2 separate regions of the Homo sapiens genome follow, and region 2 is linked to region 1. Evidence: chromatin contacts called from ENCODE Hi-C or POLR2A ChIA-PET data. All regions are on one chromosome and are shown on one strand. The core of a region is the stretch at or near the end of the contact, and the rest is flanking DNA. Distances in the headings are between cores, read along the strand shown.

Region 1 (5,025 bases), core at 450-2,949:
GAGCCACCACACCTGGCTAATTTTTTTTTTTTTAAATTTTTTGTAGAGATCGGATCTTATTATGTTGCCCAGGCTGCTCTTGAACTCCTGGGCTCAAGCGATCCTCCCACCTTGGCCTGCCAAAATGCTGAGATTACAGGTGAGCTACCTCGCCTGGCTCCAATGACTTCTTAACTGAGTCTTTTCAAGAATACTATGAAGGCATAAAAAGGAATGAGATCATGTCCTTTGCAGGGATATGGGTGGAGTTGAAAGGCATTATCCTTAGCAAACTAACAGAGGAACAGAAAACCAAACACCACATGTAAGTGGGAGCTAAGTGATGAGAACACATGGACACATGGGGTGGGAGCAACACACACGAGGGCCTGTCGGAGGGGCATGAGTCAGGGGAGGGAGAGCATCAGGAAGAACAGCTAACGGACTCTGGGCTTAATACCTAGCTGATGGGATGATCTATGCAGCAAACCATCATCACACACATTTGTTTACCTATGTAACAAATCTGCACATCCTGCACACGTATCCTTGAGCTAAAAATAAAAGTTGAAGAAAAAATAAAAAAGAATCTTGAGTTCCAGGTCTTTAGGTAAAGTGGGCCTTTGCTGGAGGAAAAACAAGAGGAAGAAAGTGTCCTTCCCGTTTCTTGCTTTTTGGGATAGCTTCTTTAAGTATTTCTTGCTCTTCACAGCCTCATCAACCCCTTCTTTCACTTCTAAAGGCGTACTCTTGTTTAAACCAATATCACTAGACTGGCTCTTTGCTGCAGTTTCCTCCTCTGTAAAATGAGGGTAATAGTAACTACCTCACAAGGGAGAAATGGGGAGGCAGAGGGTGTAATGTAAACTGTGCAGGTAGGAAGAGGCAACCAGGGAAGACAGGACCAGATAGGGACACTAGTGGGGAAGCTCAGAAGATGAATATAAGTGATGGAGATGATAGGTAGGGAAGGGGTGGGACAGAAGTAGGCTATTTGAAGTAAGGATCCTACTCAAAATGGAAAAAGGGTGGGCTAATTGCAGAGTTCATGCTCCTTATTAAGAAGAAAATGGAGGATGTGGCTGCTATGCTCCTGATGCAATTGGACCTTGCCAAGGTGGTACTGGGGAAAGAGAAGGTGGCCATGATCCCCATTCTCAGCTAACAACCAGATTGTTACCCCTTCTGCATAAACATTTTGAATGTGCTACTAATACAATGACATCATTATGTGATGTTACACAAGTCTGAATCATGCATTGGACATTTTTTTCTATGATGATCATAAGTTTTTATTTTTTTTTTTTTTTTGAGCTGGGGTTTCGCTTTTGTTGCCCAGGCTGGAGTGCAATGGTGCGATCTCGGCTCACTGCAACCTCCACCTCTCGGGTTCAAGAGATTCTCCTGCCTCAGCCTCCCAGTAGCTGGGATTACAGGCATGTGCCACTACGCCCGGCTAATTTTGTATTTTTAGTAGAGATGGGGTTTCCCCATGTTGGTCAGGCTGGTCTCGAACTTCCGACCTCAGGTGATCCACTTGCCTCTGCCTCCCAAAGTGCTGGTATTAGAGGCGACAGCCACCACACCTGGCAGATCATAAGATTTTAATCTGTGCCTTTGTATATTAAATGTTGTCCTCAGAAGAGAGACAATTGACCCTATCACTCCAGATAAAAACAGCAGAATGTCCCTGAGTCACCCTTAGGTGGGGCAATGTTGGCTAATTTGTCACTATTCTGATGAAACTTTCCCTGCAGTCAAATCCCTACAGTCATAAACCTAGGAGGGGCCTTAGGAGCCATATAATCTCTTTCTTAGCTTCTCAACCATCACAAGCAGATAAGGAGATCAAGCCTTGGTACTAATTAAAGGATTTGAATAAGGAGAGTTAGAGTTAGTTTCCATTTCCAGCTCTGTTATTTGTTATTAGTTGACCAGTTAACCGTGGTCAAGTCTCTTAACCTTGGAAACACTAAAGTGGTGCTTTCTGAGTTAAATGAATTTAAAAACTTTTGACCTCCTATCCTTGTTTGGTAAACAGTGAAGGATATGGACACATGCTTTACAAAAGGCTTTGCTGTTTCTCCAGTGACAGAAATTTTCTAAATGACCATCTTCAGGCCTATCAGGCAGTTTGTAGACAAGGTTGGATACATCATACATCGTCCATCTTAGTGGTGTCCTCATAAAATGAAAGATTGAAACTCCAAAGGAAAGATAGATGGTGATGGCTTCAGACACAGACGTAGTTTATTGTGGTTACGTTTGAGGTAGATGGAAAATCCCATCTGACCAAAATTAATTTGGACAAATCCAGCCCCACCACTACAGACCCTCCTGCCCCCAAGATTTATCCGTTTGAATTAATGAGCAAACCCTTCCAAACAGGACCATCTCTGGGAATGTTAACTCATTGTAACCCTTCTAGTCCCTCATACCTTAGTGTGACATTGTTGAATGCAGGTAACAAGAACACCCTGACTGAGGTAAGCACTGAACTAACTGGGGAGCCCACACAAAAGCTCTGTTCTCCTCCCCAGGAGCATCTCAAGAAAGACCCTTATTATTCCAGGGAAGAGAGTGCAAGAGGAAGGGAAAAAAGAGATTGAAGAACAATGATGGAATCGAGTTATTTCACTATTTTCTAAAAACAAAGGTAGGATTATTAAGCTAGATAGAAAGAAACACTTCATAATTATATATTTATTTTTAGTTTCTCCTTCTCCTTTTTTTTTTTTTTTTTTTTTTTTTTGAGACAGAGTCTCACTTTGTAGCCCAGGCTGGAGTGTAGTGGTGTGATCTCAGCTCACTGCAACCTCTGCCTCCTGGGTTCAAGCAATTCTCCTGCTTCAGCCTCTCAAGGAGCTGGGATTACAGGCACCCGCCACCCCACCTGGCTAATTTTTGTATTTTTAGTAGAGACGGGGTTTCACCATCTTGGCCAGGCTGGTCTTGAACTCCTGACCTCAAGCGATCTGCCCACATCGGCCTCTCAAAGTGCTGGGATTACAGGCATGAGCCACAGTGCCTGGTCTCTTTTCCTTAGGAGACCTAAATCAGTGTTTTCTAAAGAAAATCTCTGAGTCTCAAGTGACCAAAAGTTTTGCTTTGACTGAAAATACTTAGAGAGAAAGGAATGGGCTGTATCCACTAAGAATAAGGACATTTGTTGTGACCCCTTTTGTGCAAATAGAATTGAAAATTTTTCCCTATTTTGAATGGAGAGTCTTTTACACGCTTTATTGAGATATAATTCACATACCATACAATGCAGCCATTTGAAGTATGCCTAGGCTAAATGCGGTGGCTCATGGCTGTGATCCTAGCACTTTGGGAGGCCGAGGTGGGCACATTGCTTGAGTCCAGGAGTTCAAGACCAGCCTGGGCAACAGGGTGAAACCCTGTCTCTAATAAAAATACAAAAAAAATTAGTCAGGCATGGATGTGTGTGCCTGTGGTCCCAGCTACTCAGGAATCTGAGGTGGGAGAATCACCTGGGAAGTCAAGGCTGCAGTGAGCCCAGATCATACCACTGCACTCCAGTCCCTGGATAACAGAGTGAGACCCTGTCTTAAAATAAAATAAAATAAAATAAAATAAAATAAAATAGTGTGTCACTATCTGGTTTAAAGAGTATTAAAAAATAAAAGATAAAGAAATAAAGTATGCCTCATTTTTGCTGGCTGTGGTGGCATGAGCCTGTGGTCCCAGCTGCTTGGGAGGCTGAGGCAGGAGGATCCCTTGAGCCCAGGAGTTCGAGTCCAGCCTGGGCAACATAGCAAGATTCCTGTCTCTAAAAATTTTGTGTAAAAGTTTAATAAAATGTACTTTGTTTTTGGTATATTACATTTTTAATTTTTAAAAATTGTGATAACAAAAATTACCATTTTAACTGTTTTTAAGTGTACATTGAATGGAGTTTTTAAATAATTTAATTTTTAAATTTAATTTACTTAATTTTAAATAATGTTTCACAGGGAGCTCTCTGACTTACCTATTGATTATAAGTATGAATCTGAAAAAAATTAATGTATTGAAATATAATAGGTCAACTGAAAAGACCACAGAAATGGACACTTGTAAACCAGCAGCAACTCATTAACTGGTCTTAGGAGGCTGTCAGCAGCCATGTGCCCTGTGACTCCAGACTCCCTCAGCATCATCTTCCCAGAAATACTGCTTCCAGGTCATTACCACAGAGTGATAACTTTTCAAAATAACTTTCCCTCAGGCAGGTTACCCAGCAAATTCTGAGTGTCAAGTACCTAGGAAGTAAAGTGCAATTAGAAGCAACAGAATGGAAGTTAGGAGCCAGGACAGGAAGGATCTAATCTATACTAAGATGGGTAGGAAGGGAGAGGTAGCAAAGTATTGTTCTCAGACGTTTGGCGCTTCCAGATGACCTAGCCAAGGATCAAGAAAGAGCTGCATTTCTTAAATTGTGGCTTGAAAATGGCACTGTTATTAGCAAATATTTCAAATAAAGGGGCTCTTGCTGTTTTAGGACTTGGAGGACTCCACCTCTCCATCACCTGAATCTCCATCTCCTTTCCACCGCCTGAAATGTATCTCAAGGCCCCTGGGCTTCTCTCGCACTTGACCCTTCTGGGAGGGGATCTGTCCCCCTCTCCTTTCTGTCCTGTTCTGCCAGGATATTAACATCATTACTTGGCTCTTTGTCATGTGTAGCAGTGGTATTGCTTTTTTTTTTTTTTCCTTAACTTTTTATGTAAATGCCTTGGTCACCTGATAGGATCATGGACCCATCAATAGAAGGTACCCCTTTTGCAGTTTCGGTACCCTCACAGTCCTTAGCAGGGTGCCATGCTTATAATACTTGAGTAGTTCTTAACTGGGAGTTTTTTTTTTTTTGAGATGGAGTCTTGCTCTGTCACCCAGGCTGGAGTGCAATGGTGCGATCTTGGCTCACTGCAACCTCCACCTCCCAGGTTCAAGCAATTCTCCTGCCTTAGCCTCCGGAGTATCTGGCATTCTGCCACTATGTCTGGCTAATTTTTGTATTTTTACTAGAGCCAGGTTTTCACC
Region 2 (4,654 bases), core at 663-3,162, 86 kb before region 1:
TCCATCAGTAGAAATAAGGGACAGAAACTCTTTCTCCCTGTAGATCCCATGTAATAGCAATGAGTAGAAGGTGGCTGGGTGTGGTGGCTCATGCCTGAAATCCCAGCACTTTGGGAGACTGAGGCAGGTGGATCACCTAAAGTCAGGAATTTGTGACCAGCCTGGCCAACATGGTGAAACCCTGTTTCTACTAAAAATACAAAAATTAGCCTGGCATGGTGGCATGCACTGTAGTTCTAGCTACTCAGGAGGCTAAGACAAGAGAATCGCTTGGACCCAGGGGACAGAGGTTGCAGTGAGCCGAGATCGCGCCATTGCACTCCAGCCAGGGCAACAAAAGCAAAACTCTGTCTCAACAAACAAACAAACAAACAACAAATGAGTAGAAACTGATAGACAAGGACTCTGTTAGTCCAGTTCTCTTCAAATCAATGATTCCCCCAATCATAAACTCTTTTTCTTTAAAACCAAAAAACCAAAAAACGGTGTTTGTGTGTGTGTTGGAAGGCCAAGGGTCAAGCACTGAGAATATTCTCCTTTTTGCCTAAATCATACCAAATCATCCTCCTCAAGCTTAAAAGAAACAATGATCTCATCAGTTGGTCTTTGAAAAATATAATCCTTTCTTAATTGGTTGTTTTGTAACTTTACATTGGTTCTAGCAGGGAGGAACCTATCCGTTTCACTTCTTGGTACAGTATCTTTGCCTTCTCCACCAATTAGGAACTTCAATACTTCTGATTAAAGTGTTGATTTGTGTTGGAGAAAAACAGGCAGAGAAGTGGGGTTGGGATAAGCAGCTGTGGAAATTGTGGGGAAGGGAGACTTAGCCAAGGGACAGGAAGGCTGTTCCAGAGCTCTGGCCTGACCACTTATTCCATGGTTTGCACATGATCCCCCAGCACCGGAGCCAGGGTTTCCAGAGTGCACAGCTTTCATTTCCATTAGTGACTGACTTAGAATCGTCAAGACCAAACCTTTCCCTCTGACTTTACAATTGAAGTTCAAAGGCTTTTGCATCTAGTCTACACCTATCGGTGAGTTCAGGAGAATTTTGGGAAAATAAAAAATACAAGATAAAACTCTATAGAGTTACATTTCCCTTTCTTTCCACAAGATGAGAGAACAATACAGGATGCTGTAATTTGTCAAAACCCCAAACAAAACAAAACAGGTCTGTTGTTAATACGGACAAATGGTCACAGCTGCAGAAAAGTTACCACATGAACTCTTTCAGTCCTAAATAGTCATTTTTGCAGTTCTGCGATCACTTTTCCAGGACTCCTTTTTTCCCTCCTCAGTATTTATTCATATTAACTATTTTTTCCATGTTAGATTTCTTCTGTTCGATATATTTTTTAGACAATGCTGCTTCCTATACAGCAGCTTTCTAATATTCTACCCAGGTTCACCATACATATGTGTCATTTCAGTGCCACAATAGCCGTACAGTGAAAGTAAATATTTTGATTACGTAGTCCATCAGAAGAACTGCTGTTAGATTCCTCTCTCTACTCCCATTCTCGACGTTCCCATGATATAGGCCTCCCTTCCCAAGCATGCTGCTAACTGTTGTGCCACAAATCAGTGCAATGAAGCTTGAGGCCCAGGTTGTCATACAGCTGAAACACGCCAGGTGTGTTGAGAGTTTTCCAATGTTTGACTAATTTAGGTTAAGTTGAATTGTCTAAGCTGGCTTAAATTGCTGAGAAAGTAAGAAAGGCAGGCCTGGAGAACTGGTGTTTGATCATTTAAGGCTGAAATTTAAACCTCAAGCGAAACAGGGAATCCAAAACCAATTCAAAACAGAAAGAAGAAAGTTGTATGTGACATTTCTGTAATCGAAACTGATGAGTTATACATTTTTACTGTTGATTCTTAGCTTGTCTTCCTCTTTTGCCAGTATATATTTATCTCTTCAGGCATAATACCATGTTACAGCAAAACTGCTTTCATTTTGACTCCATTTGTGATAGACACATAGGGGTTGATGTTTACTTTTGAACTCACAAGAAAGAGTCTCTAAAGTTTGGAGTATAAGATTATGAGATCAGTGTTTAACCCCATGCAAGAAAAAAAGGAATTTCTGGGCCTTTGAAAAACACTTTGCCAGCACAGAAAGAACTTAAATATATATGTAAATTATTACAAAATTGAAATGACAAAATATTCATATCTAAAGCGATGTTCAAAGTTTTGTACTTGGCAAATTTTATGAACTTCCAGAATTATTCAGCGTAAATGAAAGATATAAAAATAGAGCTAAAATACATAGTAATTGTTGGAATACTTTTCACAATGTGTCCACTTATTCAGATGTACTTTTATCATTTAGATAAAATATCTTACTTATCTGTAAGATATTTGCGTATAGAGTCAAACTTACAAGTTTTTAAAGTTACATTTATTTATGTGCATTTTAAGCTATAATTTTGTAGGTTTTATGCTATAGCTAAAGGAAAAGAAAAAATGAACATGAAAATTTAAAAGCTTTATATATTTTTAGATTACGAAGTAATACAGGTTTATTGTCAAAAATTAAGAAAATGCAGAAAGGTATAAAGAAGACAAGAAAACAACTTATAATCCTATCACTTAATAATAACTATCATTAATGCTTTCAGTTTTACAGTTGGTCCTTGAACAACACAGGTTTGAACTGAATGGGTCCAGTTTTACGCAGATCTTTTTCAACCAAACTTGGATAAAAAATACAAAATTTGGCTTTTCTGACTATGAAGTAGCCATTCTTTTATTCCTTTACTTTCTTAATCAACTTGCTTTCACTTAAAAAAATACAAAATTCATATTTGAGGGATGGGAAACTTGCATATATTGGCAGTCGGAGGGGGCTGACTTTTCATATACATGGGTTCCGCAGGTCCGACTGAGGGACTTGAGTATGAGTAAGATTTTGGTATGCACAGGTGGTCCTGGAACCAGTCCTCTGTGTATACCAAGGGAAAACTGTACTTTTAGCCTTTTTGTCTGTATATTATACTTTACAAAATAAACCAAGAGAAGCTGGGTGCGGGGCTCATGCCTGTAATCCCAGCACTTTGGTAGGCCAAGGTGGGAGGATCACTTGAGCTCAGGAGTTTGCGACCAGGCTAGGCAACATGGTAAAACCCTGTCTCTACAAAAATGCAAAAATTAGCTGTGGACTAATTTTTAATTAATTTTAAACTAATGCCTGTGGACCCAGCTACTCAGGAGGCTGAGGTGGGAGGATCACCTGAGCCCAGGAAAAGTTGAGGCTGCAGTGAGCCATGGTGGTGCTACTGCACTTCAGCCTGGGTGACAGAGTGAGACCCTGTTTCCAAACAAACAAACAAACAAACAAACAAACCAAGATCAGTCAGTGTACCAAGTCGATTTCCAAAGGATTTAGCAATGCTGCTGGAGCAACTGAATATCCACATGGAAGAAAACAAATGAACTTTGACCCATATCTCATTCTATACAAAAAAACTCATTTGAGACAGATCATAGACCTCAACTTAAAACCAGAAACATAAAGTTTCAAGAACAAAAAGAGAATATCTTTTTGATCTTAGGGTGGGCATAGATTTCAAGGAAAGAACACAAAAAGCATTAACAATAAGAGAAAAAATGTTAAATTCGATTTCACAAAAAATTTTCTGCTTTTTAAAAGGCATCATTCAGAAATGACTAGACAAGTCTTAAACTGGGAAAAAAATATTCTCAGCTCATATGCATGCAAAAAATTTGTAGGCAGAATATATAAAGAACACCCAAAAATGTTCTATTTCTTGTTGGATGGTAGTTATGCTAGTGTATACAATTGCCAAGATATGTAAAACTGAACACCTAAAATTTGTGCATTTTATTTTATGTTAATATTATAATAAACATAAAATGAAGATCACTAGAGTTTTATTTGATGCTTCATTGAATTCACATTATTATTTTTCTATGCTCTTTACTACTTTTCGAGAAAATGTTTTTGATAGCTATGTATTGTTGTATGATATGAATACATAAAAACTAGGCTGAACTCAAAAAAATTTTAAAGTACAGATAAATTTTCTTTTATCTCTGGATATCTTGTTTTGTTTGCATTTCTGATTATGAGAACATCATATTTAAGCTGTTATTTCAAGAATATCTGTGTTCCTGATTGAGCAATGAGGGTTAAGATTCTCTTATACTTAGTTGTTTTCTCCCTCCCTCCCTTCTTTCTTTCTTTCCCTTCCTTCCTTTTTCTCTTTCTCTCTTTCTCTTTCTTTCTTTCTTTTTTCTTTCTTTCTTCTTTCTTTTTTTCTTCTTTCTTTCTTTCTTTCCTTCTTCTTTTTCTTTCTCTTTCTCTTTGCATCTCTCTTGACTTTTGTATTTTACATATATATATATTTTTCTTTTCTTTTTTTTTTTTTTTTTTGAGATGGAGTTTCACTCTTCTTGCCCAGGCTGGAGTGCAATGGTATGATCTTGGCTCACTGCAGTCTCCACCTCCTGGGTCCAAGAGATTATCCTGCCTCAGCCTCCCGAGTAGCTGGGATTACAGGCATGTGCCACCACATCTGGGTAATTTTGTATTTTTAATGGAGACAGCGTTTCACCATTTTGGTCAGGCTGGTCTCGAACTCCTGACCTCAAGGGACCCATCCACCTTGGCCTCTCAAACTGCTGGGAT

The links. Hi-C counts contacts between places; a loop is a spot of excess contacts on that map. ChIA-PET counts read pairs that join two places held with the same protein, here RNA polymerase II (POLR2A). Pooled maps may share reads with other maps.
Region 2: a loop to region 1 is called in a pooled map, with 2.4 times the contacts of the local background. The contact joins two enhancer-like sites. A Hi-C loop is called at or near these places in 1 of 50 pooled maps. POLR2A ChIA-PET finds 5 or more read pairs at or near these places in 3 of 52 experiments (GM12878, HCT116 and Panc1).

What each region holds. Positions count from the first base shown.
Region 1 is chr6:113,715,930-113,720,954 of GRCh38, reverse strand. No RefSeq gene overlaps it. Among named protein-coding and RNA genes, the nearest start is that of LINC02541, 68 kb to the right of the region's middle. Within about 2 kb of position 1,699, at least 3 of the 41 ENCODE cell types and tissues checked have a DNase peak (open chromatin) inside an H3K27ac peak, as active enhancers do.
Region 2 is chr6:113,802,534-113,807,187 of GRCh38, reverse strand. No RefSeq gene overlaps it. Among named protein-coding and RNA genes, the nearest start is that of MARCKS, 52 kb to the left of the region's middle. Within about 2 kb of position 1,912, at least 4 of the 41 ENCODE cell types and tissues checked have a DNase peak (open chromatin) inside an H3K27ac peak, as active enhancers do.